Regions from separate parts of the Homo sapiens genome. Here regions 1 and 2 are each linked to region 3. The links are chromatin loops, found by intact Hi-C in ENCODE. Cell type or tissue: endothelial cell of umbilical vein. All regions are shown on one strand. Each heading gives the region's core, and the rest is flanking DNA. Links, peaks and the distances in the headings are about the cores only. Region 1 overlaps ST8SIA4 (ST8 alpha-N-acetyl-neuraminide alpha-2,8-sialyltransferase 4). Region 2 has its middle 130 kb from the start of FAM174A. Region 3 has its middle 61 kb from the start of FAM174A.

Region 1 (8,119 bases), core at 1,786-6,785, 250 kb before region 3:
ATGTTTTATATGCACAAACCTAAATATGTTTTTATTGTAGTAGCTCTACAACTCGAATCATATGTACTCTTTTGCACTTTATTTTTTAAATTAACATGACATTTTCTCAACAACACATAAATACAGCTTGTTTTTTTTAATAGGAAAGTATATTCCATTATATACTTTTCTATAATGTATTTAACCAATCTTGTTTGATGGACATTTGTAGTACTTCTCATTTGTTCTTGTTGTATATAATTTTATTTTGTTATTAAAAATATTTTAAATTATAGGAAAAATGAGAGGTAGGGAAAGGAAAGTAAATATACAATTCTGGTTAGCTGATTTTATAAACTAATAGTATATTTTAAAATATAAAATTAATGTAAAGCTTACAATAGGCCGGGCATGGTGGCTTATGCCTGTAATCCCATCACTTTGGGAGGCCGAGGCGGGTGGATCACTTGAGATCAGGAGTTTGAGACCAGCCTGGCCAACATGGGGAAACCCCGTCTCTAATAAAAAATACAAAAATTAGCCAGGCATGGTGGCGCATGCCTGTAATCCCAGCTACTAGGGAAGCTGAGGCAGAAGAATCGCTTAAGCCCAGGGGGCAGAGGTTGCAATGAGTTGAGATCATGCCACTGCACTCCACCCTGGGCAACAGCATGAGATTCCATCTCAAAAAAAAAAAAAAAAAAAAAAAGTATGGTTACAATAATAATTCTGAACAAATAATTATATATAAACTAGTCTTATATTACCTTTTCAAATACAATATCCTGAAGTAACAACAGTTAATATTTACTCTTATTCATCTATCCTTTTTGTCTGTTTATACATATATATACACACACATGTTATATATATATATATACACATCTACACAATATGGATTCATTTAGAATGTGTTTTTTTCCCACAGAAAAGGGAATTTTAATAAACACAGAGGTATGGATGGGTTTAAACCTACTGAATACTGTATAATATGTTCCCTTCTGAAAATATTATCTGTATTCAGATATTTTAATTTTAAACATTAAGCTTTTGATCTGTTGATATTTGAGTCTGGGAAAAAATGTTAAAATATTTACGTTTTAATTCTTTGGCCCCTGCTAATTATTATGAACTATTATTAAAAGATTTAAACCCAAAATGAGATATTTAACTCAATTATCGTATAAATTTTTATGGCCCCTTAGTTTTTTTTTTAATTTTTACTTTTTTAAATTCTACTATAACAAAAGTAATATATATGTACCATTTTGTCACTACATTATAAGTAGTAATTTGTTTTAATATAATGGAGGTTATGCTCTCATTAAATTAATAAGCTTCTACTTTGTATTAATCAAGATAAACACTTGGAATGAGTACTCACAGATGACATTGATAAATGTATATAATATTCTGTGATGTCACCATCATAGTAAATAATTCTAAAGTTATTTACCATTTTTAAACTTACATCTTTCTCAAAAAATTTTTAAAGATATTTCATATAGATTTTTAAAATTTTGATTCCATGTGTAGTAATATGGTGCAAAAGTAGTTGTGGGTTTTGCCATTGAAAGTAATGGCAAAAACTATGATTCCTTTTGCACCAGCCTAATAGTTTTTGTTTTTGTTATTTATCTTTCAGTGGAGAATACATAAGATACCTGTATACTTAAAAAAATATAGTCTTTTGTAGTGATTGCAAAGGACGAATATGTGTAAGATAAATGGGCTACATAAACTGCCTTAGATTTGCCTGGAATTAAGAATTTTTGTTTTTATTAGAAATACTTGGTAAACATCTCATGCCCTACAACAGTGTTTTTTTGTTTGTTTTTTGTTTATTTTTGTTTTTTGGGTTTCTTTTTTGAGACAGAGTCTCGCTCTGACGCACAGGCTGGAGTGCGGTGGTGCAATATCGGCTCACTGCAACCTCCGCCTTCTGAGTTCGAGCGATTGATTCTTCTGCCTCAGCCTCCCCAGTAGCTGCGACTACAGGAATGAGGCGCCACGCCCGGCTAATTTTTTTTTTTTTCTCTATTTTTGGAAGGGATGGGGTTTCACCATGTTGGCCAGGCTGCTCTCGAACTGCAACCTCAGGTGATCCATCCGCCTTAGCCTCCCAAAGTGCGGGGATTACAGGCGTGAGCCACCGCGCTCAGCCAGCAGTGTTTCTTAAATTCAAGCTCACATATGTATTTTGCAGGTTCTGCGAAAATTTTCTTGATTTTAAAGAGGATTTGAACAATTCTAACTAAGAACACTGACGTAGAGAATTTTGAAGAATTACGCAGAAATTTGATTTCCAAGGAAGACGAAAACAAACCTTTCCTATTCTGACTTTAGACAAGACTGTTTAAATCCTTGAGTGTCAGATTTATAACCATTAAAATATACGTACCAATGTATATAATCGTATAGATTCCTTTGGGCTCTAAGAATCACTGGTTCTGAACTTTGTCCTTACACATGGGAATATTCAAACTGTCACAAAAAAACTCTTGTCCTTAATTAAACATCCTCAGGAATGTATTCTCTGTAACTTCCTAAACAGGTTCATTAAATTTTTGGTAATTATGATAATAAAGATAGCTTTCTAAAGTATTTCTTCTTTAAAGTCATTTTCTCTTGATATTTATTCTTTACATGTTTCAACACCACAGTTAAGTTAACCCAACATCATCTAAATGTTTACTTGACAGCAGAAGAAATATATATAAGAAATATATATATTTGAAATATATAAGAAATATATATACACACATAGACACACATAGTTACACATTCATATATATAAGCATGTATATATACCTAGGTAAATATTATATAAAAAGAATAGACAGACATGTTTGTTGCTGAATTTGCCCTTTCTTTGATTTCTGCAATTATTAATTTTTTTAAAAATGCGTAACTTTTTTGATAAATGTCAATTGTGGAAAACCTATATCTGAAGTAGTATTTATTTGTTATATATATGAAAAATAAAATTAGTATACATACATATTTACTGTTATATATACACACACACTGTACAGACTTTATATAGTCTATACTCGCGATATACTTTCTTTGTAAACACACACAAAACATATATATTAATATATTATATACAATTCTATGTATTCTCTTGCTGTTTCTCTGTCTCTATATATACTATACAGAGTATATATACTCTGTGTGTATATATGTGTATATTCTTTGTATATATACACACACTGCACATATATAGATATACTGTAAATAATTTACACATACTAACAAAGTATAAAATATACAAATATGTATTTTATATAATTATATAATATGTAATAGTATACTCATAGTATATATGTTTATTATTCTATACAAGTTACTTTGTTAGACGTTTTGTATGTCAAACATAGTGCCAATATATATTGATTTTCTTGTAATAATGGTACATTACTGAATCTTATTCAACTGTGGTCACTTAGGATTTTCAGAAATCAGTTTTTCCATGCTTAATGTATAGTAAATATCCCCCCTTTTATATTTCTGTTGTTGGTGTTTGACATGCCATCTTGAATTTATTTGTAGTAATTTCATCTTTTGTTTTCAAGTAGATATTGTTTTACATTATTACTTTAAGTGACTAAATAACTTTTGAAAAATTTCCTCATTCAGAATATAAGATAATAGTCTAATTGATTTACATACTTTATATGCAGTATCTTTTTTGCTTCATTATTTTTATTAAATAAAATTACAGTGAACAAGAGGATATCACTTAATGTACCCGCCCAGGATTCCCAGAGTTTTGCTAGAACATTGATATTTTATTTTGGCATACCTTTCTAAACTACCTGTGCCCGTACTTTACACCACAATGATCAATTCCATAATTCCTAGCTAAATGTAAGAGGGAAAAATTACGTCTTACGGATATCAAGTGACATATCTAGCTAACTTCTCATCTGGGTAGTATTCACTCTGTTGAAAAATATTTAATGGTTATTAAAAGAATGAAAGCACACATTAGTTGCTTTGGTAGAATATTTTTTATGGTTTCTAACAAATAAACAGATTATATTTTCACACATCATCCATCAACTTTTTTTCAGCATTAAGACTAACAAAAATATCATTTCTCAAATGTTAGTTGCTGCACTCATCTTTCAGATGTAAAAATTCATTTTAAATGAAAGTAAAGGTTAAAGTCTATATAAAATGAAGATGACCTTCTGCAGGATAACTTCATGTGAATGTCATGGGTTTGCAGAAGGATTTGAATCAGACCAGGCTCCCAATAGTCTTTAGCAAAACTATAGGCTAAAATACATCATCAATAGACCTCAGGAAATCAAGTTTATTAGTCACTCTAATGGATTGTTTTGGAGTATTCAATCAACTCAAGTCACATAAGGAAAAGCAATTTTAAAAAAACAACTTTGAAAAGAGAATATTCACTCCAAGTGCTTTCTGAAAATGGCTTACTTGTTTTAAAATTAGTCTTATGCTAAAAATATTTCCATATGGTTTCTATTTTGACCTATGAGCAACACAGCTGTAATATTTCTTTATAAAACATGTGTCCTAGTTTAATGTTTTTGAGTAGCTAGATGCCGCGTATTAGGTATTTTAAACCAAAGGAGATTTCCATGAAAGGATATTTCTTTCCTTACTGGCAGACTCTGATATGCACACTTCCGGAACTTCAGTGTTTCCTGATATTTTAATCTGGTTACCCTTCAGTCACAATGTTATTTCCTAGCAGATCCCGTTATTCATATTGCATTGTGTAATGTGGAAGTATAAATAGTTTATGTCTGAGAAGATATTCCCAAGTGTGTGGCTCAAACTGGAACCTATGGAAAACAGCTTTCATTCTGCCCCTGACCAATATGCTTCCCAGTTCTGGTTATCTCTCACTGAGACTAAAAGGCTTTGCGAAATATCTAGAATTTCTTTGGAAGAGTAGTTAAGCTTTCATAGCACCCCTGTAACATTGGCAAATTTGGGCTTTCCTTCTTGGTATGGATTTTTCTCTCTTCTTCACATAGATCATTTTTTATTCCTTCAAGTCTCAATTTAAAGGTTAAGTTTCAATTGGGCATCATTTCTCACTCTTTTTCCTTTTGGTGAGATTGACCTGGGTTTCTGCTCTCTGTATTCTCTTCTCAAGGGATGTATTTCCCTTTTGGAACATTCTTCATAATGTATGACTATTGTTTATTTTCAACTCTGTAGGTTTATTTTAAATTTTTTCATAGCAAAGATTGACTTATTCATCTCTATAACTAATAAGAAGCATAAATTCCCAGTATATGTTACGGTGGAGGTTGAGGCACATGTGCAAAGGGGTGGGGAATAAAAATGGGCAAAGTTGTGCTGAAGTTAGACATTGCAATTTGGTTCAGTTAGTTCTCTAGAGCAATTCAAACAAGCAGGGAACCAAGCAGAATTGAGGAAGAGGTTTTTTTCATCGATCTGGGTAGCACTAGAAATTATTTTCACTAGGCAGTATTGTGAAGAAGAGGGAAACTTTCAAGAAGGAAGGCTTGAATTCTAAATAGTGAGGATGTAATCTGGATAGTTTGTTTTCCTGCAATTTATTATTAATCAAACTATGTATCAACTTGTGCCCTGAATCTACTAAATTATGAAATTAATGCTTACTAAATTTTACCTGCCTGTGGTGTTGCTAGGGTAAAAATAAAAGAGCAAGTTCTGATAAGAAAAGTAGATGAATCATAATAATGAGGCATGACGCATGGGAGCATCCAGTTTGACCATCTATAAATTCATCCTGGCCACCTGAGAAAAGTACCCTAGATCTATAATTTAGTAACAGTTTTCTCTTGGGTGTTATCTTTCAAAATCTGCATAAAGAAATCAATCCATTATTTTTTAATATTAATTTATCATGGTGTTCAATAGAGGAAAAATCGTTACTAAAAATATTTTAGCTGGGGAAATAAATTAATTGTCATTATTTTATAAATTCTAAGACTAAAATTTCATAATCAGAACAAAGCGCTATACTGCTATATTAACGAACTACAGGGAAAGCTCAATAATTTGTTCTATTACCTTTTACTTTCAAGGCTCAATCTTTTAATGAGTGATAGAAGGTGCACAGGTAACCTCGGAAATTCCCTTGTTTATTTGACTTTTCAGGAGAAAAGAACATTGATCAATATGCAAAATATATACTGAGTTAATTTGCATTAAGTTATTCTAATTTAAGTCAAGATGACTGGTCGATTACGCATTCAGAGATTTCTTATATATAGTAAAATAATTAATATATTTTAACTAATTATTAAATATTAAATAGTTGGGAGTTTAAAGTTAAATGCAAATATAAATTTTTAGACAGTGAACATGACTAGCTACTTCCTGAGTTTGTGGAGAAAAGTTATTTAATCAATATTCCCATAAATCTTTGAAAACATTACAGGTCCTTATCTTCTTCAAATGATACAAGTGTACTTTAGCTTGAGTGTAATAGTTTAGATTAGGTCTTTTGTTTCTATGTGATTGATCATGGTCAGTTAACTAACTCTAGTGTCTCATGTGGTTGATCATATAATCACAGCCTCAGGCCACAACTTCCAAATTATGGCTATCGCCATTTGTCAAGCCAGCTCAACATACAAGAAGTAAGTTAGAGAATAAGGCAAAAGACTTGGGGCTTGACCACTAGAATTGCCATGTAGGAAACAAGATACTGATACATTCTGCCAACTTTTTCAGAGACTAGTGTGCCATATCAGATTCCTATTGGTAAGAGATCAAAGAAAGAGTCATTTCTGTTTCTTTTTCTCTTTGCTCTAAAACCTTACCCCCCAAATCATTTAAAAACCTGGATGAGTAAATACATTGTAGCAGAATAAGTTTAAAGCCTTTAGCTATAAACTTATTTTTAAAGTGGCTTTAACAATCTTTTTCAGTTATTTGATTACATAAAGGCAAGTATTGGAGCCACATTCACCAGAGGCAAGCTGGAAGTTTTGTTTCTTACAGTTTCCAGTTTGAGCCTAACACCTATGACTGACTTCTTAGAAATAAGCCATTTACTTTTTCACATTCCATGGATAAAATAAATCAAAAAGAATATTCAGACCTACAAGAGAAGAATCACAAAATAGAGCCCTGGTGAAGACCAGTATCCAGTGCAGGAAGTAAAATCAAAATGCAGTGCCCTGATTCTGATACCTCTGGCAGCCTCCCCTCATCAATGTGTGTCCCAAATAGCCAGGGTTATTCTATGTTCCCCACTATTCTGCTGGATGAGATTTCTTGTTTATGTGTTAGTAGGTGCTTGTACTCTCCCTTCAAGATAGTACATTTATGATTGAGTATGGTTTTCTGAAGATCATATTTAAACATAATACATGGTGGTTGATATATGTGGGAAATATTGTTCAATAGTTTCTTTTGAGATCAATCAAATCACATTATATACGATGCAAATTCTTACACAACTGTTTCATCCAGATGATCTTATGCTGGGGCTGTCACCTGTGGAGCATAAGTGAAAGCAAAATTATAAAGTATTTGCTCAGTTCTTAAGGAAGGATACTTGCCATCATATCTTAGGAACTCTGGCCCTCTAGTATAACATTGTGCCTATTTGTTGGCAAATTAGGGAGCCATCCAGATGGTACCATTTTTGTACATTCCGTGAAGAATTTCTGTCCCTCTTAAGACCTTGCTTCAATATAACTGGAAAGGCTTTACGTCTCAATGAGCACCACCTAAACTTCAAATATTGGAGAGAGATAATAAAATGCGTAAATACCAAGTAAGGTGTAAATAACTGATAGCTAATTCATTCTTAGGGGCAAATAAGTTGTTGAGATTAAAAGAAGGGATTTATAAGGGCCCTATGAACATGTTTTGGGAATTTGCAGAGCAAGAAGTGGAAAATATGTTGGAGCAACAGTATGGCTGACTTCCATTCCTCATGATAACGCATACATTGCATCTTCATTCAGATGGATCATGGTTAGGCATCATAGTTAAGCTCAGTAACAAAAAATTGTAAGTGACAAATCATTGCTCTGTATTGTGTAAATGCCTGCTGCTTTTTTTATTTTTACATGAGTTTTCAACACCAGACTTCATTTCTTCAGCAATGATATTGTTTAGCTATATCCTCTGGTTAAGTTTTCCTGGT
Region 2 (8,119 bases), core at 1,250-6,249, 71 kb before region 3:
TGCACACACTTTTTGTACTTATTTTACTTTTAGAAACCAAGAAACATTTGTTTGAATCCCAATACTAAATAACAAAGTGTTTGTGTGAACACTTTTCTTTTTCCATTTAGAAAAATTTGTACCAATTCAAATGCTTTATAAGAGTATACAAATTGCAGCAGTGCCTACCATAGTGAAAACATTGGAATAATATAATGGCTGTCAAAAGATTTGGTTAAGGCATGCAAAAACAGACACTTAGAAGGAATAAGTTTTAGTACTCAATAGTAAAGTATAAAAATTATAGTTAACAATGATTTATTGTATATGTCAGAATATCTAGAAGAGATGACTTGTGATGCTCCCAACACATACAAAAAAAAAGTTTGATGAGATGTATATTCCAATTACCCTGATTTCATCATCATACATTGAATACACATATCAAGATATCACATGTGCCCCCAAAATATATACAACTATTATGTATCAGTAAAAAAACTAATGACTGGAGTAAAATAGAAGGCAATACAAATGCTTACACTCATGCTAAAGACTTGTATTTATTGACTTGTATTTATGGTATAAACTACCTATCAATACATTTCCTAAAGTCGGTTACAAATCAGTTTATGAGTTCATGTGCAGGAAGTGTGTGTCTAGAAATTGTGGATGTGTGTATTCATAAAAGAATTTTAAAAACCATGTCAAAAGATTAATATTATTTTTGGTAAGAAGAATAAATAATTATAATAGTTTTATATATTTGCAGTAATTAAAAAATAGTAATATAATAAACACCTTTGTATCTGCCACTCAGTTTTAATTTATCTTAATGTTCTGTCACACTGGCTTCAGATCTGTTTTTTTTTACACTGATAAAATATTTTGGTACATTTAAAGTACCTTATGTTTTTTAAATTTTATTTTATTTTTTCTTTCTTTCTAGGAAGTAGTCTCTATCCTGAATTTGACTTTAATTTTCTGTTCAATTCTTAAAATTATTGGAAAACTTTTACTACATATATATGTTCTTTGACAATATATAATGTCTTTCGGCTTGTTTTTCATCGTTCATTACTTGGTATCATATTGAATTAACCATTTTTCAATATTTTCCCCATTCAACACTCTGTTATTGAGATATGTCAACTTTATGGGATTCTGGTTCATTTATCACCAGAGAAGCAAGAAAGCAAAGTGATTAAGATTAAAGCTTGAAGACAGACTAAATTAAAATCATAGCTTTGATGCTTACTAGCTTTGTGCTACCTTGTATATGGTACTTAACCTCACTGCACCTCGTTTTCCTCACCTATAAAATTATTTAATAGTTCTTATTTGACAGACTTGTGATAAGTATTAAGTGTGCTAATATTTGTAAGTTACCTAGAGCAGCATATGACGTGGTAATTTAAAAGAGTTTGTTAAAGAAATGACCTGTATCATATTCCATTATATGAAATGTATTCATCATATTTTGTTGAATCTTTAGATATCTCTTTTTTTACCATTGCACACTGTCCAGTATTCTGTTGCTAATAACATGTCTTTGAGGATGTCTCTGTGTGCATTTGCTCAGTCATTTCTGTAAGGTATGCTTGTGATGTGGAATTCTTGGGTCAGAAGATGCAGATGCTTGCTTTCTACATGGATTGCCATTGCACTAGCCATAGCTGTTTTCTCGCTTACAGTAAAATAATGTCTTCTATTACTGGAGAAAATTTAAATTTTAATAAAATCAAATGAATTGTGCTTTTCCCTTAAAATTTAATTTCCTTTATAATTTCATCATTTCATTAATAAATTATTCCATATCCTGGAGTTACAAAGATATCAAATAGGAGCCTATTTTTTCAGTTATGGATGACTTATCTACACTATTTATTAAATAGATTTTGAGAATGAAATTATTTTATTTTCTTGCTTAAGCTATCTTTTATTTGACATGTATTATTATCATTATAAATATATATTTAAATCAGAAAAAAAATAAATATTTCCATTCAAACAAAAAACATTGAACCTTTAGATTTCTCAATGATCCCATTGTCTTAACAGTAAGGAGACAGAAGAGAGGAGATCTAATACGAGTTGAGCCAGGTTCTAGGCTCCTGGTTAGACTTCATATGCAGAAGAAACTCTTATCACTGATCCCCATGGTGCTAAATATTTGAAGTACGCATCACTCCCCATTTCCTGTGTGAATCATGTTCTATTTCCATAGTATTTGGAATACTATACTTTTCTGTTTTCACTGATTTTCAATGAACCAATCAACTACCTGTTTCAGCAATGTAAGGTAAGTGACTTTCTACTGTAAATCACGTTATTTAATCCCTTTGATATTCCTATGAAGTACTTATAATTTCCAAATTTTTACAAGAAACCAAGGATCAGAAAGGTTACAATCATGCATAAGCTAAATAGCGGCAATATCAACATTTGAGCCCAGGTAGTAGTGAATCCAAACCAATATTTCTTTATTAACTGTATCATCATTTATTTTTCTTGGAGATAAGACTTAATATTTAAATCAGAATATCTTTGGGTTCACTCACAACACTTTCTTTTAGTTAACATAGTAATCTAAAACCCTAACTGTAAAGGAATTTATATCTTCTTTTCCTTTCTTTTTTTCCCTTTTTTTCCTTCTTTTCAGAGACCAAGTTTTACTCTGTGACCCAGGTTGGAGTGCAGTGATCACAGCTCACTCTAGCCTTGACCTCCCAGGCTCAAGTGATCCTCCAACCTCAGTTTCTCCAGCAGCTGGGACTAGAGGCACACACCACCACACCAACTAATTTTTATTTTCAGTTTTTGTAGAGACAAGTATCTTACTATGTTGCCCAGTCTGGTCTCAAAACTCCTGGGCTTAAGTGATCCTCCTGCCTTGGCCTCCCAAAGTGCTGGGATTACAGGTGTGAACCCCCATGCCTGGCCCTGATATTTTCCACTCTCCTTTTAAGTGAACTTTGAAGTCAAAATTCTATGGCTCTAAATTATATGGCTCACCTGAAATGTAAATACTTACCAGCACAGAAAGAAGTAATGAGGTTTTGATGGAAGTATTCCTATCTCAGAGTTAACTGTGGATATTTGTTGTACAAAAATTCATTGTTTTCTAAAAGTGAGATACATTGAAAGGAAAACATTAGGAGCCTATTAAAAATAAAGCTTAAATCACCATTTGTTTTAATTTTCTTCAAAAATTTGACTTTTGTTCACATCTCTATAAACATGTGGAGTATGTTTTTTGACAATGCAGTTACTTCCGGCATTGATAAAACCAAATAACACAAACACTCAAGGCTGTTTCCGAAAACTGAAATACAGATTTCATAACAGCCAACCACATCCTGAGTCATGCTTAAATGAGTGACACAATACAAATGTATCCTTTCTAACGTGGAAATTCTTTCAATCATCAGGCCAGCTATTGTTTGTAGCTCCTCACTTTCTTGCACAATCCTCCCTCCATTATTGTTTTGCTGTATGTCTAATTGTGGGGCTCTCCATGTTGCTATTATGAGTTTTCTAGCTGTGGATACAGATGTCACATCAATTGCAACTCTGTTTCATAGGTTATTTGGATATATTGTCTGCCATCTACAATTGGACAACTGATTGCCATGCATGAATTGCTCTAACTTCCTTCTTTTATCCAATTTCAAAACAAAGACAAACGTATCCTGCTAAGCTGCAATGAGGACAGATCTTGAGACATGAGGAGGCACTTCACACTGAATCCCCATTCTTGGGAATTTGGTATTGCTATTTCCTGAATGTAAGAACACTTTGGTGTCATAAATAAAGTCTAAGATATAAAAGACATTAACTTTTCCTCTGGGACAACAGCAGTACTTAGAAGTGCTTTCATAAGAAAAATATCTTGCAAATAAATTCTAGTCCTTTATTGCTCACAGTATCTTTGCAAAGTTCTTCCTATTAATCGAATTCTATTTTCAAAGGAAGGCCTGTTTTTGTACTATTCATTTATTTTTTATCTTGTCACTCAGAATTTTGCTAATTGGCTATAAAAATCAACTTTCTCTTTTCAGGTTAGCAAATCAACATTTTTTTTTAATCTATAGGAATCAACATAAGATGGGCTTGCAGGTCAAATTGCTGGGTTCAAATATTGACTCTGTTTTTACTAAATGGGTAACTGTCATTAAGTCTATTTCTCTGTGTCCAAGTCTTCATTTGTCAAATGAATTACAATTGGACAGATTTTACAGCTTAGGTAAAGGTTAAATTAGCTAATACATGAAAAAGATTTAGCAAAACAGCTAGGTTATACAGTCAGGTATAACATTGAAAAATATTAGCTCTAATAATTTTGGCCATGTTAGCTCTTAATAAAATGCATATATACAGGCAATATTGCTAAGTTTTGATTCAATCTTTCTCTTTGTAAGGCACCCTTATTTATTCCTAATTTATTCCTTTTGTCTTTACATTGTATTATTTATGTTGTTCAAAATCAAATATAATTCCTCTATCCTTATCCCATGTTTGTTGGATTATTTTGTTTATAAAGTGTATTTATTTGTCTAACCTTTCAATCAAGTGACAAGAATCTTGTCATTTACTGCCCAGGATAAAGAGGATAGATGGAATAAATAAGGTTGGCCCAGAGGAGTGATACAGATTTGCATGTGTGTCTCTGCCCAAATCTCATTTTGAATTGTTATCTCCAGTCTTGGAGGTGGGGCCTGGATGGAGGTGAATGGATCATGGGGGCAGATTTCTCGTGCACAGTTTAGCACCATCTTCTCGGTTCTGTCCTCAGGATAGTGAGTAAGTTCTCATGAAATCTGGGTGTTTAAAAGCAGCTGCATCCTGGCTGGGCATGGTGGTTCATGCCTGTAATCCCAGCAGTTTGGAAGGCTGAGGCAGGAAGATCACAAGGTCAAGAGATCGAGACCATGCTGGCCAACATGGTGAAAACCCGTCTCTACCTAAAAAAATACAAAAATTAGCTGGGTGTGGTGGCACACGCCTGTAGTCCCAGCTACTCAGGAGGCTGAGGCAGGAGAATTGCTTGAACCAGGGAGGCAGAGGTTGCAGTGATCCTAGATCGTGCCACTGCACTTAAGCCTGGCAACAGAGCAAGAGTGTGTCAAAATAAATAAATAAATAAATAAATAAATAAAAATTTAAAAAGCAGCTGCATCCTGACCACTCCAGCTCTAGCTCAAAGAGGCCCAGGTACAGCTTCAGCTGCTGCTTCAGAGGGTGCAAGCCTTAAGCCTTGGAGGCTTCCACTTGGTTTTAAGCCTGCAGGTGCACAGAGTGCAAGAGTTGAGGCTTGGGAGCCTCCACCTAGATTTCAGAGAATGTATGGAAAAGCCCAAGTGTCCAAACAGAGACCTACCCAGGGTCAGAGCCCTTACGGAGAACCTATACTAGTGTAATGCAGAGAGAAGATACGCGTTGGAGACCCTACACAAAATCCTCACTGGGGCACTGCCTAATGGAGCTGTGTGAAGAGGGCTACTGTCTCCCTGACCCAGAATAGTAGCTACAGTAGTAGCTTACACCCTCAGCATAGAAAATCTGCAGGCACTCAACAACCTGTAATAGCAGCCTCTGGGGCTGAACCCTGCAAAAGCCACAGGGCTAGAGCTGCTAGAGGCTTTAGGAGCCTACCCCTTGCATCATTGTTCCCTGGATGTGAAACATAGAGTCAAAGGAGGTTATTTTGGAGCTCTTAAAATGACTGCCCTGCTGGGTTTCAAACATGCGTGGAGCCTATAATACCTTTCTTTTGGCTAACTTATCCCTTTTGGAAGGGGAATGTTTACCCAATGCTTGTATTCCCATTGTATCCTGGAAATAACTAACTTATTTTTTATTTTACAGGCTCATAGGTGGAAGGGACTTGCCTTGCCTCAGAGGAGACTTTCGACTTTTGAGTTAACACTGGAATGAGTTAACACTTTGGGGGATTGTTGGAAAGGCATGATTGGATTTTGAAATATGAGAAGGACATGAGATTTTGAAGGGGTCAGGGGGCTAATGACAGTGTCTCCACCCAATTCTTATATTGAAATGTAATCCCTAGTGTTGGAGGTGGGGCCTGGTGGGAGGTGATTGGATCATGGTGGTAGATTTCCCATAAACTGTTTAGCACCATCTGCTTGGTACTGTCCTTACAATACTGAGTGAGTTCACATGAGATCTGGTTGTTTAAAGTGTGTAGCACCTCCCCCTCGGTTCTCTTGTTCCTGCTTTCGCCTTGTGATGTGCCTGCTACCTCTCTGACTTCTGCCATGACTGGAAGCTTCTTAAGACTTCCCTAGAAGCAGATGCTTCCATGCTTCCTGTACAGCCTGTAGAATTATGAACCAATTAAACTTCTTTTCTTATACATCACCCAGTCTCAGACATTTCTTTATAGACATGCAAGAATAGACTAACACAAGGAGGAAACAAAAGGTGATGAATTGCACCAAGTACAGGATCATAAGAATAAATGGGGCCTGTGATGAGCATGATTGTCCCCTATGTCCCCCTTTAAAAAGTCAATATTGAAATATGCTTAAAAGTGCTAGGGTAAGCATTTTGAATTTGATTCCAACTACTAAATTTTCAAGCCCATGTCTAATGTATTAGGCCTAGGAATGGCTTCAAAAGTTTAAGATTTATCAACTTTAAGGGAAGCATAGAACTAATAATTCCTGCACGTATATTCTACTCTAAAAATATAGGAGTAGAACTGACATTTTCTGGGGTGCTGTTGTGTTCCTATGGCCAAAAACATCATATTCCACAAAGGCAGGTAAAACACAGATTATATAATTTTCTTCCAAGCAAACTGAGGTGACACTGAGCCCTCATTCTGTAGGATTGCCAGGAAATTCATGCTCACCTATGTGTCTGTGGTGAGGTTTTTATCCTTCCCTGGAACATGTATACATATAGGAGGTCTAGTTGTGGGGGAAAAAAAGGAAAAGTAAAGAAAGCTGGAAATTATCCTTTAGTTTGCTTGTATGGTCCCAGGCAGGCAGGTGGTTTACTGCTTTAAAGTGGAGGGTAGGAGACCCTGTGAGAGATTTCAATCTCCCTGGGTAAGCAGGGTAGACAGACCTTCTCAAGGCCATTTTATTTTCCCAGGGTATGGGTAAGAGTTCATGCCAGTCTCAGAAATTCAGTCAGGCTTCTTTGCCTGTTTGGGAAGACATCCTGTTACTTTTGCTTGCTTCTATTTGCTCCTTTAAAATAATCTTTCTAATGAACTCAATCTTATAAAAACTGAAGGCAAGAGGAAAACATCTTGAGACAACCTCTTAGCCTAAAAAAATTCCTCTGAGGTAAAAAAAGCACAAAGTCCTAGCTAAAAGAACAGAAAAAGAGGGGGGAAATATCCAGATTGCAAAATGTAAATAGCAATTTATTTTAATTTTTCAACTGTAATAAAAACAAAATAGTAATTAATATCTCAGTAAATTATCTTGATGTAGCTTCATGTTTCATATGTATTAACTCATCTGGCTTATATAACAAACCAATTTTAAGAGGAGAAAACTTGGCCTCAGATTGGCCAAAGCCCAATAATATGACTTAAAGAACTAAGAACTAAACAAGGTGAGATATGATAGGGTTTGGCTGTGTCCCCACCCAAATCTCATCTTGAATTCTAGTTTCCATAATCCCAATGTGTTGTGGGAGGGATCCAGTGGGAGGTAATTGAATCATGGGGGTGCTTACCCCTATGCTGCTGTTCTCATGATAGTGAATGAGTTCTCACAAGAGCTGATGGTTTTATAAGGAGCTTTTCCCCCTTTTGCTTGGCACTTCACCATGCTGCCACCAAGTGAAGAAGGACGTGTTTGCTTCTCTTTCCACCATGATTGTAAGTTTCCTGAGGCTTCCCCAGCCATGCTGAACTGTGAGTCAACGAAAACTCTTTCCTTTATAAACTTACCCAGTCTTGGGTATGTCTTTACTAGCAGCATGAGAGTGAATTAATACAAGGTCAAAATCTGAATGTATCTTCCTGCATAGGTCTCGTTCCTTTTAATAGACCAGTCTGGTGGGAAATATGTTTCTTTCTGGAAAATAGTGCTATCCCAAACTGGAGAACCAGTTTTGGGGGCCGTGGCATAAATCATACCACAGATCTGTCTGTTGA
Region 3 (8,119 bases), core at 2,038-7,037:
ACCCTGCATAATCTGGCCCACGTTGCCTTTCTGGTTTTGCACCAGACTTCCTTCAATAGCTCACTAAACCCCAGGCACCCTCGTGTTCTCTAAGTTTCTGTATTAGTTCAAATTACTTCCCATCTAGGGAATATTGAGATTGCAATTCCTTGGAATGCTTTCTCACTGATTTTTTTACATGTCTGTCTCTTCTTATTCCCGCAGGTCTCATTTTAAATGTGCCCTCTTTGAGAAGCATTTTTTGAATTTTATGTTAAGTAGCTTAACCTGACCCATCAAAACTTTTCAAGCATAACAACCCAGTATTTTTTTCAAAGTACTTATCATAATCTAAGGATTCTACCCACATTTGTACACTGCTTTATTTTCTGTCTTCCTTACTAGAATAGAAGCTCCATGTGTTTGGAGGTTTTGTCAGTCTTTCCCCTCTGTGTGAATGACTAGCACATAGAAGGTGCTTAACAAAAGGTTGTGGAATTAGCAATTAAGTATTAAGACTCACTTAGCTTATCTATGATCCAAAGAGAAACATGAAGTGATACACGTTTTAGAAAAAGGCTCTTATAGCTCTCCCTGAATAACTTGAGATAGCACCTCTCCTTCAATACCCCGAGTTACTCTTATTTCTAGCTCTTAACTTCTCATGCTACCTTTCAATATTCTAATACTCAGGATTATTTATATTTATTTAAACTATGTCTTATCCTAAAAAGAAATTTCAAAATATCTGAGGTACCTTTACAAAATAAATACCAAGAAAATTTCACATTGAGAAAAATCAAAGTTAGGAGATTGCCTCAAAGAGGAAATAATATATCAATAACTATCACTCAGTGAGAATTTACTTCATATAGGTATTACACTAATAACTACTCATGCTATCTTTTATTATCCTTCCATTCAGCTTATAATATGGGCGATTTATCCAAGTGTTTCAAAATAGGGATACTTAGGTTTATAAAAATTAAGTAATACTGAAAGCTATACAGCTAATGAAGTATGGATATCCCTGAAGTCTGTGTGCTGAACCTATTATGCTGTATTTGTCACTATGTTATGCTGTTTTTCAACAAGGGGAGAACATCCAATGAAGCCATATATGGCAAATGCTACATATCCACTTATTCAACATCCATTCCTGCATCTTTTTTAGCTTGTCTTTCTGTAAAGTAGAGGCTGAAAAGCTAAAAACAGCAATCCCTAGACTGCTTTGTAATATCAAACAGAAGTTTGATGGAGCAAAATGAGGCAGCCTCTGGCAGGGAGACTTGATCCTCTGGCATGTTTAATCACAGAGATCTATTTTTCAGGGGCAGCTATAGCAGTTCTGTTATCCAGTTTCTAATGTCACAAGTGTTAAGCGACGAGTGTGGCAGAAGTGATGTGTCCCTTTAGAAAATGTTGTCCCTGGCCAATCTAGGGCTGTTATGAGATTGCTCATAACAGTTGCTACTTAAATTAGCTAGAATGCATTGTTGTTGCACTAAGTACCTCAATTGATTTAGTAATTGTTACTAGAAATATGTTTGGTACAAGTAACAGAAACTATATTGCAGTTTAATGGAGAAAGTGGAGAGATGAAAATTCCGGTTTTGGAAACCACACACAAGAAAGCTGAACGCACTTTATATACAATGGAATATATTTGGATTCAATTGTCACTTGATATACTTTGTAAGGCAAACTATACACTGACTGAAGCTATACTATTTAAAAGAGTAGGGACTGATTAGAATATTGGCTAGTGCCGGCTCTCATTGCCACCATTAGGAAAATTCTACAAGAGCAAGATGGACCCAAGTGAGAAGTAAATAGCCTGCAAGCACAGATGGAGGGAAATGCCACTTAGATAAGGAAGCACTCTCTGCCCACAGCCTGACATTTATATTGCCAGAGAATCCTATAATTTGAAGACTTAGAAAAAGAAAGAATAAAAGCAATTTTAATACTTTACATAGAAGCCATTGCAAGGATAGCAAAGCAACAAACTTAGCAAGAGAAACTCATAGGCAGCCAGGCAAATGGAGTTCATCTAAAGGCAAAAATGAGAGTAAGGGTTTAGCCTCTTCCCAGGTATATTATTTTTCAATTATCCCAAGTCAATGAACATAAAGGCCCAGTCAATAACAGGAATATTCAATGTCAAAAATTTTGACTAGATAAGATCTTTAGCTATAGTTACTCCTACAGGATACTGACTAGATACAAGTAATCTACGAATGCTCTAACAGAACTGTATAGTGACCACACACCCTGTCTGGACTGCAAACTTTCATGACTATCATTGCTCCACTAAAAAATTTACCAAAGAATTACTACACTCTTCCAACACACAACCACAGGCAGTAGTTTCTGAGAGCTGTACAGGAGCTCTTCAGGCTTTTGAAGTATCAGATCTGTACAACATCTCAGAGGGCAGAGCCAGGGAACACAGAAACTGAATGAAGGAGTAAAATACTGCCTGACCAAGAGCTTACACTGCTCTTGGTTCAGGGAGTCCTTGTCATTCCTGATCAGTAAGATTTGAGAGATGCGAGATCAGTAACCTCTCTGTATTTGCTTAATCCCATCTTTTCCTGGATTAAATTTCTCAAAATAGCTGATCTATTTCTTCTCAAATATTGTACATGTTTTGGGGACAGATGCTTTGTCTTTTAGGTAATACAATGCCAGACAAGCAGGAATTGCTAGTTGTTCTATTGTTGAGATTACATATCACCAAGATCACACACTTTGGACTCTGAGTTGGATGGCATAACTAGAAGAGAGTTTGAGATATCTCTAGTGGAAAAGAGGTAATTATGTTACACCATTTAAAAGAAGAATGTTTAAAGAACGTTAAGTGTTAGGTAGCCAATGTATGAACTACAGAATATTTTGTTAGATTCCTATCAAATATCCATATTCATCTTTCTCTTTAAGGGACCTCCTCGTTTATTTTTTGTGAGGGTTGACAATGAACACAAATACACACACATACACACACAACCATATTTTCCAGTACTTTGCTGCTCGCTTTCTGAAATAGGAAACAATTCTGGTCAATGAGAAAAGATTAAACTGTGCTGAGGATTTCTGGGAAAATTTTGCTTTAGTGCATTAAATAATCTCTGACAATAACTCACCATAAATTGCCTCCCTTTCTTTATATAAATATTCCATCGTATATCATGAGCTGAAGTTTTATTTCTCTTTTCTTGAATCTGAGAAGGCTTTAGTGACTGATTTGGCTATTGGAATATAGCAGAAGTTACATTCAGGAACTCGTGAGACTAGGTCTCATAAAACCTTTCAGTGGCAAAAGGTTTATTGATAACACACTGCAGTAATTTAGTAAACAGAAAATGGTCCTAATGAATTCTATATCAGGATAAGGAGGTTTCCGGGCAGAGTGTTGAAAGTGCCAGTTGGTTTCTGTTAGATGCATAACATTAGGTACTCACGGAGAGAATGACATTTTTAGAAAGATAATATTCAGTGTTTTATAGAAAAATTGAGAGGAAAAAAGATTTAAGACTTACTGTGTTCAAAAATAAAATTATTTATCATCCCTAGTTTCTCCAAGTAGCAAAATTTTTCTCCAAATAAGAAATAGCCTCAGAGTAAAACTCAGTCCCAAGGTGTTTTCAGTAACACATGACATCAGGGTAGAGTTAACTTCAATAGAGCAATTACAGGACCCTTTATTGACACCTCAGAAACATTTATGGCAGGGCTGCAATCAGAAAAAGGCATCTGTGAATATGAAGGAGTATTATAAAGACTCTTTCAACTAGATAACAGGACTCCTAGGAATCTTAAGGCTGGGAACCCACGGTATCAAGACTCTAATCCTACAGTGAAGAGGAATCTATCTGACGAAAAATAAACTGTGGGGCTGACATTTGTCTAATGGTGTGAACCTCAATAAGACTGAATTAAAAGTCATAGAGGCAGTTCAGAATTTTTTTCAAAAGAGTCATTGGGGACTCAAACTTTTTCTAGGAGGAAGTAGGCTGAGAAAGATATTTAGCGGCAAACACAGGCGATTGCTAATGGAAAAGAAAGAAGTGTAGGGCACAAAGTCTGGTGCCTAGAAGGCAGAGCCAAGTGACATAGAGGCACATTATCTGGGGCAGGACTGGGCCCCAGTCAAGGAACTGGTGGCATGTGCTCAGTTAAACTTCAGAACTGCCATCGATGAGTGAGTGCTGTCTTTTACCAGAGCACAGTCTTTTTTAAAATTGTCTTTTTTTTTTTTTTGTCAGTTTCATAACCTTGTATCACCATTGTTATATTGAGCATTCAGTTGAGAAGATAACTTATTGTGTTACCGAGCAGGTAACTTGTCTCTTTGGTTCAAAATTCTTCTGTTAAAAAGAAACTAGTCTTGAGGAATTGCACCTGAGAAGTTGGACCCTCATTTCCCCTTGAACTTTATTTGAATGATGAATCCTAGACTTCAAACCGTAGTTGATTTTGCATGTGGGAGGAACATGAATACTGGTAGGCAGAGAGTACAGTGGTAGATAGTTTCCAAAAATAGTCACCATTGAGTCCTTTCTCTCTTTGCTCACATATGCTGTTTTTCGCACAATGAGGTGGGATCTAATTTCCTTCCTGCGAGTTTGAGCTCACCTTAGTGATTTGCTTGACCAATAGAATGTGGCAGAAGCAATATTCTCAAACATGTAAAACCAGATTATAAGAAGACTTGCCACTTTCACTTTAAATGCTTACTGTTGGGAAGCTTTCTCTTAGAACCCAGCTGCCACGCTATGAGAAGCCAAAGCTGTGCGTAGGCATTTCAGCTGAGCTCCCAGCCAACAGCTAATATCAACTCTCAGCCACAAGAGTGAGTCATCTTGGACTTCCAACCCAGCTGAATATTTAGATGATTCCAGTCCCAGACACAATCTGACTGTAATCAGATGAGAGATCCCAAGTGAGGAAAGCCAGTTAAGCTTTGTCAATACACAGAATAAAATATGATGATAAATGTTTTTAGCTACTAAGTTTTGAAGAGTTTTATGTGAAATAATAGGCGCCTGAAACAGCTGTTCAAAGGGCCAACCATATTTCTTTCGTTCTTTTCTTTCCTCCTTCCTTTTGCAAACAAAGGCAGGATGGCTAGAGTTGGAACAGTCATCTTAAGATCATAAAGAAAATACCAACGCGTTTTTAGAGACCTTGAGCCTGGATCCCCTGAGCTATAAAGATGTTAACAATAGCAACCACAAACTCCCTGAAATCAAGATATTAGAAAAACGCATCTCCTATTTGGTTTTTTGGTTACATGTAGCCACATAACCAAACTGATACTCCAGAGATAAAGTGAATACAAAAAATGATATTATACAGTCTTGTACTTTGGTAAACAGAGGCTTCTGGTTCAGCTCACAAGTTTTGTGGATAAAAAGAAAGAACTAGCCATATAATTACAAACACCTCAAAGCATGTAAAGTAAAAATAAAACTAGCTGCTCAATGGAAACCCAAACATTTTGATACTGAAGTAGAATATTTCTCAAAATTCCTTATAAAAGATATATGCTGTGATATAGTGTAAAACTTACTCATTAATGACACATTGAATATAACCTTATCTTTCACAGCTATGTATTTGATAATATCTCTGTTCAGCAGTGGCATAATGACAGATAGTTAAAAGAAATTCTACAAGAGGAAAACGATATAGTCAACTTGTACAGCTGTTGGCAGCCTGAATTAACTCATGGACAAAATTCAGAATAGAGAAATTGGTGACTAGTGATTTCTGCCACCAGTCTTTATAAAAAACTTGTGCTAGTGAGCTTTAGGTAAATGAATATAATAAAATCTTACAGTGAAAACATTACCTATTATTAAAGATGAACTCAAATGCTTAGATGGAGATAGAGTTAAAATTCTCTGGTGGAAATTGGAGAGCCTAATTAGTGTATGTGCCTGGATGGAAGGCCCCAATTCAATCTGGAAATTGGCTCAGATAGTACCCAGTAGAACAGTAAGGACTTTTCTCATAGGACATTTCTGTTTATTTCACCAAAAAAAAAAAAAAAAAAAAAAAAGACATGGCAAACTGAGATGTTAATTGTCTAGCCCATAGAACATAGGTCCAATAATTTTAACTTGAAAAAATTAATTAGGTATTGCTAATTTCCCTATTTGATTGTATGCATATATGAGCAAGGTGTTGCTTAGGGTATGGAAGGTGATGGAGATGCTAAGAGAAGATAGCATGACTTCTGGCTTGGACACTTGAATGAATGTTGGTGCCCTTCATTGAGATTGGTAACACAAAGTAAGGGTAGTTTGTGTAAGAATGATAATGACCATCAGTTTGATGTATCTCTGGGCCATCCATGTGGGGTGGAAGAGATATATAGATAGATATATAGATATATATAGATATATAGATATATAGATATATAGATATATAGATATATATAGATATATAGATATATATAGATATATAGATATATAGATATATATAGATATATAGATATATAGATATATATAGATATATAGATATATATAGATATATATAGATATATAGATATAGATATATAGATATATAGATATACAGATATATATAGATATATAGATATACAGATATATATAGATATATAGATATACAGATATATATAGATATATAGATATATATAGATATATAGATATATATAGATATATAGATATATAGATATATGTAGATATATAGATATATAGATATAGGTAGATATATAGATATATAGATATAGGTAGATATATAGATATATAGATATAGGTAGATATATAGATATATAGATATAGATAGATATATAGATCGATGTATGTGTGTGTATGTGTATATACATACATATGATTTGTATATAGAAGCTTGAAAATATGGGTTTTAAATATCAGATGAAAATCTAAGGAAATCCACATTTCTGATTAACCTGTTGTCCAAAACAGCATTAATGTTCCCCTCAGCTTGACTGAACTTTAGACAGGCTTCTATCTAACTTGTGGCCACTTATCTACTTTTTTGCTTTTTTTGAGTATACACCTTAGACAACATAATTATAAAATTACTATTTGCCCATTTCAGATGTAAATATTTTTTAAATCCTCTTGCCAAATTTAGAACCCCGGCATATTTTCCTCAAGGACCAAAAAGCCATCTTTTTGAAGTCTAAATAAATGTCAAGGAAGATAGCACCGACAGTTTCTATGATAGAGTTTATGACAGTTTATGACAGATGGTAGTTTTGCAACTTGGCTCCTACCTTCCTGAAGCCAAGTTGCAAAACCATTCTCTATCACAAAGATGTGAGAAGTTTAGTTTTCCATCGGGTAAAGCCAATTAGCAAACAAATACAGGTGCCCTAGGATTCTCCCCTGGTATCCTCCAGTATGTTTTGGCCAGGCACCCAGTGCTTAAAAAGCCATTCCTGCCTTTTGTTCCAGAGAAGATGAGTTTAGATTTAGTTCTGGGATCTCACCATTGCAACGGCCTTGAATAAAGTCTTCCTTGCCTGTTCAACTTTGGTGCGATGTTTTATTTGAAACTGCATTAATATCATAACTGAAGTAATGGGTGGTTATGACCAGGGAAAGATGTTAGTGTGAAGATGAGAAGATCTAGGAGAAACATAAGAGGCAAGGAGATGCATAAGTACAAAGAGATACAAACAAAGGGAGAAAGAGAAAAGAAACATACAAATAAAAAAGGAAGATATCAGAGAAGCCACGGAAAGATGCTGATTGTTTTTATAGGTTGTTTCACAGACTGTATTTTGGGAAAGGCTGTCTTAGATGGCATTAAAATTTACCCTTCAGTTAATATAAACTATTAAATAATTTTAAACACACAGGATTATTTTGCTTCTCTGAAATGAATTTTACTGGATTATATTGTAGTGTAAGTACATCTAGTGTAAGACATGCTAGTATATGTTAAAAGGCATTATAAGAAAGATGTGCACGATAGTTTTCTGAGGTTACTATAAATATATTGAGGAAAGTGTTCACTAATTTATACCATGGGATCTCCTTACATTACTCCTTGAGAACCTTGGAAAACAAATTTCCCTCTGGTTTCTGCACTGGCAATAACTGAACAGCTTTTGCCTCTCTCTTGAATGAAATTTATGGCACAT

The links. A loop is a pair of places that touch in the nucleus more often than their neighbours do. Peaks named below come from ENCODE experiments on the same cell type or tissue, not always from the same donor. Only the 100,000 strongest peaks of a DNase experiment are listed, where the experiment ranks them.
Region 1: a loop joins it to region 3, with 5 times the contacts of the local background. A loop is called at or near these places in 1 of 110 quality-filtered maps.
Region 2: a loop joins it to region 3, with 7 times the contacts of the local background. A loop is called at or near these places in 1 of 110 quality-filtered maps.

The regions. Positions count from the first base shown.
Region 1 is chr5:100,843,524-100,851,642 of GRCh38, reverse strand. The region is part of intron 4 of ST8SIA4 (ST8 alpha-N-acetyl-neuraminide alpha-2,8-sialyltransferase 4); the gene reads left to right. Among named protein-coding and RNA genes, the nearest start is that of MIR548P, 31 kb to the right of the region's middle. In endothelial cell of umbilical vein, for the core only: no CTCF peak of the experiment used is centred there; a DNase peak (open chromatin) is centred at 4,672; H3K27ac peaks cover 2,526 bases.
Region 2 is chr5:100,662,760-100,670,878 of GRCh38, reverse strand. No RefSeq gene overlaps it. Among named protein-coding and RNA genes, the nearest start is that of FAM174A, 130 kb to the right of the region's middle. RefSeq lists silencers at 2,047-2,247, 3,287-3,487. In endothelial cell of umbilical vein, for the core only: no CTCF peak of the experiment used is centred there; a DNase peak (open chromatin) is centred at 3,438; H3K27ac peaks cover 1,615 bases.
Region 3 is chr5:100,592,369-100,600,487 of GRCh38, reverse strand. No RefSeq gene overlaps it. Among named protein-coding and RNA genes, the nearest start is that of FAM174A, 61 kb to the right of the region's middle. In endothelial cell of umbilical vein, for the core only: no CTCF peak of the experiment used is centred there; a DNase peak (open chromatin) is centred at 4,937; H3K27ac peaks cover 2,609 bases.